2 separate regions of the Mus musculus genome follow, and region 2 is linked to region 1. Evidence: chromatin contacts called from ENCODE Hi-C data. All regions are on one chromosome and are shown on one strand. Each heading gives the region's core, a stretch centred on a gene start or an enhancer-like site at or near the end of the contact. The rest is flanking DNA. Distances are from core to core; before and after follow the strand shown.

Region 1 (4,966 bases), core at 1,681-4,180:
CAATTTAATTTTTTCTTTTACTTTAGGTCTTTACCAGACAGATTATAAACAAGCAATAAAAAACATGGCAATATGGCTACTTACTGAATTACTAAAACTCCCTTTTGGACTTTAGAGCAGTACAAATCATGGTACTGCACAAGCTTATAAAACGGTCACATATAAACCAGAGGGTAATATACAAGCTTATGCAACGGCAATATATTAACTTTTGCATGTCAAAAAAATTTAACAAAAAAAATATTTTTAAAAGCCCAACAGTTCCCAGTCCCAGCATTGAAAGTTACGCTGGATGAAGCCCATAACCCATCCAAACAAGGCCTTTAACCTCTGGTTCTTAACCTGTGGCTCAGATAGCCTGCATGCCACATGCTTTCTAAGATTCAGAACTGTAGCAAAATTACAGTTGTGAAGTATCAGCAACATGCTTGTACCGTTGAGGACCACTGCAACAACGTTAGACAGCAAAGGTGGCTTCCTGGTGGAGGGTTCTGCCTCTTGATGCTTTTTGTGCTGGATAGTCAAAACTATTGAAAGATGCTATTTTCATGGAAATACTTCAGTGCTTTTCGTAAAGCTAGAAGTAGGAGAAGGCTCCAAGTGTCTGGTGTGAGCATGTGAGCTGGTTCAGCAGGTGAGTGGGGGGTGGGGGGCGGTGAGGTGAGTGTGTGTGAGGGGGTGCTGGTTGGAACTCTTGTCTCTGTGGTCATAAAGTCTGCTTGCCAGTGCTGGTGCTAGAGAGCATCAGATTTCCAATCTTGTTCATTTGCAGTTTTACTATAGAAAATAAGACACGGTGGCTTCGAAGACTGAAATGCAATATTCTACATTAAGATCTCAGATTATTTACTACTCAGGGCAGAGGGTTGTCTTTGCTTTGTGTGCTAACAAAGTCTGAATCTCCGGGCCCCACAGGATGGATTTCCCGACTTCCAGGAATCTGTGCCAACACTCTTCCAGCAGGCCAGAGCCAAGAGCGAGGAGCTTGCAGGGCTCGGTTCACAGGTAAGGCACCTGCCGTGACTGTCATGGGAATAGCTATAGGTTGGGGGTAGGTGGGTGCTTCAGCTAGCTTCCACTTGATGTTTGTGAGGATACAGTTTGTTTCTGCTTGTTGTTAAATGTCTTCTGGTCCTCAGCTTTATCTGTCTGATGGCAGGAACATCTTGGTTTCATTTGGCTCATGAACAGAATCTGATAAGCTGTTACTTACTCTCTGTAGTTCTGTAGGAAGTGACACATTCTTTGAGTATCAGGGAAAACAGCCATTTTGGTACAACTCTTAGGTAAAATAGCACAAGATCTCAATAACATATCGTCAACATTGCTACTCTTACCCCATTTAAAGCATTACTGAACAATTGTTAAATTAGTGTGTAGCTTTGGATAATTTTATTAATTTCTGTGTATATGTCAGGGGGTGCATGCTTGTGTGGGTGCACAAGGGTGCTGGTAGGTGTACTCATGTGTGCACCTGTTTATAGAGGCCAGACGGAAGCCTTGGGTGTGGTTCCTCAGGGTCCACCCACCTTGATTTTTTTGAGACAGGGCTCTTGTTAGCCTTGTTCTTATTTGTTCTTCTAGCTGGCTGCAGAGCCCCAGGAACCCAGCTGGATCTGCTCCCCACTACTGGAGTCATGGCGCATACCTCCCAGCTCAGTTCTTCATGCTGGAGTCATGGCGCATACCTCCCAGCTCAGTTCTTCATGTGGGTGCTGGGATTTGAATTTGGTTTCTCAGGCTTCTACAGCCAGTACTGTGTGCTACAATAGCTATCCTCCTACCCCAAAATCTTAGTCAATTTTTAACTATGTATGTGCTCAGAAGTGGACATTTCCAAAGTCCGTGTGTGAATGTCCCTTTTAGACAGAACTGCAGACCTGTTTGCAGGCCCGTTTAGTATTGCCAAACCTTGCTACTATGTTTCCCTCCCAGAATGGCCTGTTGAAATGTCCCCAGTTAACTTGCCAAAATGAAGTTGTTACCTTTGATCTGGTTTGTACATGTCTAGAAAAGTAATAAGGGTATTTCTTCTGTTTTTTAATCCATTATGTGTTCCATCTATTGATTTTTAAAATTGTGAATCATGACTTTTGTAACCAATTTTACATAGTGGCATTCTTATAGTACTTTTATATAACATGATAATGAATCATATCTGCATTTTGACTATTACTTCATTGGCAAATGTCATATAGACACACTGCTTTGAATATCACATGCAAGTAATTTAAAGCAGAACACAGAAAAGGAGCCTCTAAAACACGTGCAGAGGTGACCTCATATGTCACACAGCAGCCTTCTGTTTCAAACATGTCCATCTATGCGTGGTTTGGAAATGCTGCTTCACTCTGGGATGGAGGCAGAGATCCTTGCTGGCAGGGATGCCTCTCTGCATAATTTGCATTGTTTAATTTTGGTGGGAGGTGTGTTTGTCTTGTTCTTCTAGACAAGCATTTTACACCTTTTCTCCTCCAAGCAGGCTGTCATCATAGCAGAATCTGGGTAGCGCCAAATCCTAAAATAAGATGCCAGGATTTCACCCTGTGCTCAAAGCAGTTGACAGCAGATGTTGCTGCTGCTCTTAGGCTCTTTTTTTCCATCTTCTTTCTTTCTTGATTTCTTTTCTTTTTTTCTATTTTAGAAAGAAGGGGAAATCCTTTAAAGGACTCAGAACCTTGGGAAACAAAGTGAAGCTTACATTGGCTTTGAGTTTACATAGAGTTCTCTTTATGGGACTGAAAGGAAACCTTTTGAACAAACCTGGTGTCTTACATGACACAAGCATGCATTCATAGTTATGGAGGCAGATATACATCCACAGGAAGTGTGAGCTCCTTTTAATAAATACTAAATGCATTCGCTGGTGTCTCAAATTAGCAGCATCAGGCCATGAAGAAATCTAGAATGCTTTAGTTATTGCTTTTATCTTTGCTTTACTCACTAGCAGGCTGAAAAGGGGATGGCGAAGCAGATGGAGCTCCTGTGTGCCCAGGCCGGGTATGAGAGGCTGCAGCAGGAGAGGAGACTCACGGCCGGGCTCTACAGGCAGAGCTCCGGCGAGCAGAGCCCTGATGGCGGCCTGCCTTCTGATAGCTCTGATGGACAAGGTGAGCCTCTGCAGTGACTGGCCACTTGCCTCTCAAAGAGAAGTGGGGAGAATGGATTCCTTTATGTCTTGAAGGGATCATATCTGCAGAAATCCATTTTCACTAGTCCCTTTTCAGAGGAAAGTGGTCATCCTGCATCCTGTATATTTTAATTTCTAAAAGTCCTTACGTTTTATTATTCCTGTACTGTAGCTTGCGCATGTGTAGAGGCTTGGTCAGGACAGGGATGTGCGAATACAGCCCATTTCCCCTAAGAAACAGATTCCGTCAAAGATGCTGCTTTGCTGATAGCACCTGTTTCCTTGTGGTGCTAGGATTGAACCCAGGGCCTTCCACTGAAGTACACCCTCACCTTTTCCAAACGACAGAAACATCGTTCTTTAAATTTCAAAAATCAATTTGTCTAAAATGTATATTTGTTTCCTAACACAAGTCTGTGTTAGAAAGCTGAGTCATGAGTGTTTTTACTACTCTGAAAAAAAAAATGTTTTTGGCTTTTCTCCTGTCTTCAGTATGAAGAAAACCCCATGTCATTGTCATCCACTCATTGAAAAGGTTTTTTGAAGTGTTTTCTATATGCCAGGCAGGCCTCCAAGGCCAGAAGGCAGAGCAGTGCAAAAGACATCCTTGCTTATGCACAGCTTAGCTTCAAGTAGCGAGGAATGGTGTGTAGCCCTGTAAATCGGTCCTTAGCTTCAATATCAGTAAATAGTATACTGAAGGATATTGTCTTATTTTATGTATTATTTACTTTCTAGTAAGTGCTTAGTATTGTTAATAATTTCTTTCACCAAGTAAGAGTCCATCTTTTAAAACATGATTTAAGTTCATAACTTAACCTGTTAAAAAGTAACAGGTTTTGATGTGGTATTTCATGCAGTATTTTCCTCCCTCCAACAGCCCCTTTCTTGTAACACATACCATATTACACTCTCTCCCTTCACCCTCCATAAAATCCCTTCTTCCTATCATCCCCTTTCTGGTTTCATCACACACACACACACACACACACACACACACACACACACACACACACACACACACACATATATGCGTGTGCAGTGTGCGCGTGTGTGCATCTAGGTTCAACATACAAAAGAAACTGTGGAGTTGATCTCTCAGTTTGGCTTACCTCACTTAATGTAATATGATTCCCAACCTATCTGCTTCCCTGTGTTATCATTTTACTTTTCTTTCTGGCTGGCTGAATAAAACTCCCCCATGCACCTGTACCTCGTGTTCTTTATCTGCTCTTCTGCTGGTGGACATCTGGGCCTGATGATATATCTTGGCTGTTGAGGAGTGCAGTGATAAGCGGATCGCGCACATCTCTGTTGTAGGGTCTCCAGAACACTGCAGGCATGTATGCAGGCGTGGTAGAGCTGGGCTGCATGGAGGTTGTTTTTAGTTTTCTGTGAGCCCTCCATACTGGTTTCCAAGGTGGCTGTACCAGTGTTCACTGTCACCAGCAGTAAGCCGAGAATTCTTGCCCTGTGTCCTCTCTGGCACTTGCAGGCTCAATGATAGCCACTCCGACTAGAGCGATGTGGAAATTTAATTTTAATTTGCATTTGCATGATAGCTGAGATGTTGAGCCATTTCCCAGATATTCAGGAAGTGTGTATGTGTGTATATTTCTTCTTTGCCATTTGTGTATATTTCTACCTTGGCATTTCATTAGTTCAGTTATTAATGGAAGGTGAGAGGAGAGGTTTTTGTGACTGATTTCTGCACTCCTTTATATGTCATGGATGCTAATCCTGTCTGACATGTATTGGCAAAGATTTTTTTTTCCAATTCAAATAAGAATACCTCGTTAGTAAGCATTCTCTAGCCATGAAATGAAATGTCACCTT
Region 2 (4,622 bases), core at 498-2,997, 35 kb before region 1:
TTCCTCCCACCACCTCTCCCAGAAACCATAGGGCATTTAAGCAAAGCATAGTGGGCCCAGAATGCCATTCTTAATGTGGGAAGAACACACTATCTAATGTGCCCAGAACATAAACAAGGAAGGACTTGAGTGGTTAACTGTAAAAAGGATCAGCCCCAGACACATTTCCTTGTCGGTATAGCCTTCAGCAGGGCAGAAGCACGCCCTACCGGAGCACAGCATGCAATTTGGACTCAATTCTGGAGAACGCTGTGCAGTGCAGGTGAGCTCACCAAGTTGACTAATCACTAACTGCGTGGCATAAAGCTACACGCACCCCTCCCCCTAGGCTTTTCAGAAGCAACAATGTTTGCAAACCATCAGAGTTCCCAGTGAAGAATTAGAAGAATTTTGCGGATTTCATTGCTCGACTACCCATTAACCTCTACCTTTCCACACCGGCCAAGAAATTGTCTCAGTAGCCCTGACTGTACTACAACCACCCAAATTAAATTCCTCTTCGCTGAGCAGGAGCATAAACACTGACAATTGGAGTGGCAGGGAGACACTTGTAGCTGTTATTTCTTCTGAAGAATTTGAGGAACTAAGAATAATTATTTAAAATACCAACTATTCTAGACAGGCTTGTCACTAACAGGGAAGATATTTCAGCTTAAATGTATACTTAACCATGTAACTATATGTTTATATATTTATGCATTTAAGTACATATCTATTCCATTGACATCACTCATTTGTAGAACATGTTTTTACAAAAAGAAAAAATGGTTTATTTAATAAGGTCTTTTTCTTTCAATATTATCATCCCACCCATTGTTGCAACATAAAGATGTGGTTTAAAGAATTTCTCTTCTCAAAGAATGCCTTGTATCCCCTTCAACCAAGTAGGCACACTCTGGGAGGCCAGCCAGGAAGTGGGAACGGCCTCCTATATAAAACTGGATTTTTATATGTACATTAAAACAGGATTCTACCTGTATTGCAGTAAGAGCACACCATTAAAACTTGAATTCTTTTCTTTGAAACCCCCTCCCCAAGGAAGGCAAAAATAGATTTAATTTTTTTCCCCTTAAAATTTTGGCAATAGCTTTAGCTTTTGAGGTGCTGTAACACTTTCTTTGGCTAGAAAAGTTTATGCAAACCAAGCTCAAAATGTCTACACCTTGCCTTAAGAACTCTATTTTGACACGCTCAAGACAGCACCAGGAGTGTGTCATTTGCCTACAGGAAGACAACAGAGAATGGCCTGTAAAGTAACACAAGGTTTCCAGACATGAAAAGGGTGTCATTAAGCCACCAGGCCAGAGTTTCCCTTTCCTCCCTCCTCAAACCAGGCCTGGGCGAGGGTGGGGACAGGGTGGAGTGGGCGAGGAGGGACAGGTCCGCACCGCACCTGCGGTTCTGTACCCCCCCCACCCCCTCCCTCCTGGGCGGGCCCGGTGCGGGGCTTGGCAGGCAGCGCTGTCCGCGGATCCACGGAAGCCTCCTCCTCCTCCGACCCGCGCGCGCGCCCCCACCCGCGCGCTCCCAGCTGCCGTGGGAATGGGCCACCCCCGGGACCGCGCCGAGCCTCAGCCCCGCCGGCCCCCACCCCCGCCCCGCGGCCGCCCACGCCGGGATCTGCGTCACTCGGCCGCGCGTGGGCGGGAGCCGGAGCGGCGAATGGAGCAAGAGCGGAATCTCCCGATGTGACAGCGCGCGGGGCGGGGCGGGGGCGGCGGAGGTGGCGGGGGAGGGAGAGGGAGAGGCCGAGGGAGGGGCGGCGGGAGAGGCCTAGGGAGGGCGCCCGGGGCCGCCGCCGCCCGCCTCCGCCCGAGCCTCCGCCCGCGCGACCGAGCGAGCGCCGTCGGGGCGGGCGGGGGACGGAGCGCGCGCCCACCGCGTCCCTGCCCCCCTCGATGGGCGCGGGGGCGTCCCGGCCGCCGCAGCCGCCGCAGGAGCCCGGCAGAGCCGTCGTCGCGGAGCGCGCCGCAGCTGCGGGCCGCGTAGGTACCGGGAGGGCCTCGAGATGGAGCGGGGGGCGCGGACGCGTGGCTCGGCGGGGCCGTCGCGTCCTGCCGGGCGGGGGGCGCGGGCTGTGCGGGGAGGACGCGCTCGCGGGCCCGCGTGGGGTGCCAGCTCCGGGGCGACCAGGGACTTCCGAAAAGTGCCGCTGAGTCTCCGCTTTCTTCCTGTTATCCGCCCCTTCCTACTGTAGTTGTGTTTTCAGAGCGGAAGGAGAGTTTTGCTTGGAAGTGGCTTTCAGAAACTTGGCACCCAGGTGCAGGGAAGCGGGAGTCGCCGAGCCTTTGAGGCTGAGTGGGGAATGTGCAGACACGTGTAGGACAGAGAAGCTTTGGACGCAGGTGTGTGACCTTACGGGGACAGACACCGAAGTACGGTCAACCCGGGAGATCTGCAAGGAATCTCCTGGGTAGAGCTGGAATTTGCGTCTGTAGGTTGAGCTGACCAAGTTTTGCAGCGGGCGACCAGCGGGAACCGTGCCCTGGCTCAGGGAGGCTTGGGAAATTTTGGATTGCCTGCTAATTTACAATTTGATCCGAAAGAGCTGGTTTGGAGTAAGTTGTCACTACCGATTGGTTTGCCAGTGACGTGCCTGCCAACTTTACGGAGTGCAAAGATCAGAATCTCTAAGGAGATTCTAAGATCTCGTATAAAAATATTTTGGCAGTTTTAATAGTTAATATTAGATTGCATAGGAGCAGAGGAACCGAATTTAAAATAAGATTAGTCACATCCGAAATGGTTCGCTGTTTTGTACACGCAGCGAATTACCCTTTTTAAATATTCACTTTTTGAAAAATCTTTCTTTGTACAATATATGTTATGACATTTATAATTCATCTGCCGGTTTTAAGAAGAGATACTGGAGAGAGGATGTATAGGGTCCATTGTATCGGATAGCCGACCAGGGTGGAGGCTATCTTCCTGAGATTCAAAGAGCTGCTTCACACCCAGCTTCTGTGCCAGCACAAGTGACTTGGATTGAAGGTTTCTTCCTCCAGCTTGCATCTTTTGAGACATTTAATTCTGTTCTTTCAGTAAGCTCAAGCAGATAAATAAGTATGCTGTTGAGAATTTGTAGATAGGCAGTGCAGTCAGCCTTCTTCATCTCTGTTTCCAGTTTAGATACTGGAACATTACATCTTGAAAGAAAATAATTTCAAGAAGTGCTAGGGAGATAATTTGTTTCTTTCTTTCTTTCTTTCTTTTCTTTTTCTTTTTTTTTTTTTTTTTTTTTTTTTTTTTTGACTTGACCATCTTATGCTTAGCCTGCCATTCCACTACTGAGCATGCTTTTTCTCTCCTGAGGCCCAGTCTCCTGTTGTGTGGGACTGTATTAGTGACAGCATGGGGCACTGGAAATTTTACTTCATTCTGTCCTTTAGTTGTGAATATATTTCAGATGACAAATTCTTAAGATTCATCTAGATGATACAGAAAATTTTAGTGAGCTATTATGCCTAATAAATTTCATCAAGTACGTAGATTATAATTGCATAATCATACCTAAACTAAAAGTTTTTCTTTTGTTGCTGATTAATAACAACCATGCCCTATAGAAAACCTAGCCTTGTCTCCTCTTCATTATTTAAACAATTTCATATCTCTTTTACTTCAACTTTAAGGACGTATGGTTTATTTAACTTTGTATTGTAGATGCTTTGAAAGAAAAATTATGAAGTGGGGCAGACCTTTGAAGAATTTGTGTCATGAACTCTAGATTTTAAGAGTAAAAAATGGGTGGATGGTAGCAAGTGTGTTAGAGTTCTGTGCCTGGTGACTTAGAATCCATGCTAGAGTTAGGCCTTGGCTATCTCATTATAATAAACCTGTTTTTGTTGCATTTTTAAAATAAGGAAATCTCTATTTTTGACATAATGTGAATGTGTTCTATATACCACAGGGCCATCATATATTAGTGTTGCTTTCATGAAAGTGACCATCGTATAAACAGTTTCAGATGGTGCTAATGTGTGACTCTTTCACATGTTCATATTTCACTGTGGATCTTATCAAACATATTAAAGAATAAAAAGCAGCCCCTTGAGTATACTGTAAGAGTGCCAGCTCCTTTGCCGGGGTCCCACTCTCCTCTCACCTGCTTCTTTTAATCCTTGAGTGGTGGAGAGAAAAATAGTGTGGCTATTATAGTAAGTGCAACTTTCCTTTCTGATCTGACATGTTCAATAACTCATGCAGTAGTAGAATATACTCTCATCTTAATAATGGAACACGAGGGAAATTTCAGAAGTTGATACTGGGAAAAAATGCATTACTCTTCATCTTGAGAATTCTCACAGCTAAAACATATCATTAAGCATTCAAATAATGTGTCATTTTTCAGCACATTATATTTAGGAGCTGTGTGTTAATTTACATGGTATGTCAATACTTTTTGCAGAAGAACTTCTGCAGACTGAGATTGATATATGCATACATGTTGCCTGCAGTCTACCTGGATGCTCTTACTGCCTGCCAAAAGCCTTTTCTATTGGCTGAACTATTCCCAGTTGTCATAGGAGTTGTTAGTGTTTGTCTGTTGGTATTAATATATAGTTGTTTAGTAGACAAGTAAGTCCAATTTACCTTTCCTTAATTTTAATAAACATGTTTTAAAC

Evidence for each region. Hi-C counts contacts between places; a loop is a spot of excess contacts on that map.
Region 2: a loop to region 1 is called in a map of left cerebral cortex, with 3 times the contacts of the local background. The contact joins the promoter of Nab1 here to the enhancer-like site in region 1. A Hi-C loop is called at or near these places in 2 of 37 maps with a recorded cell type or tissue (both left cerebral cortex).

The regions. Positions count from the first base shown.
Region 1 is chr1:52,462,929-52,467,894 of GRCm38, reverse strand. Nab1 (Ngfi-A binding protein 1) reads left to right here. Exons shown (of 8, transcript NM_008667.3): 5 at 916-1,005; 6 at 2,948-3,110. Among named protein-coding and RNA genes, the nearest start is that of Gm23460, 21 kb to the right of the region's middle. Within about 2 kb of position 2,930, at least 1 of the 3 ENCODE cell types and tissues checked has a DNase peak (open chromatin) inside an H3K27ac peak, as active enhancers do; it is left cerebral cortex, where a contact is called at or near this core.
Region 2 is chr1:52,497,573-52,502,194 of GRCm38, reverse strand. It overlaps Nab1 (Ngfi-A binding protein 1), which reads left to right and starts at 1,747. Exons shown (of 8, transcript NM_008667.3): 1 at 1,747-1,985.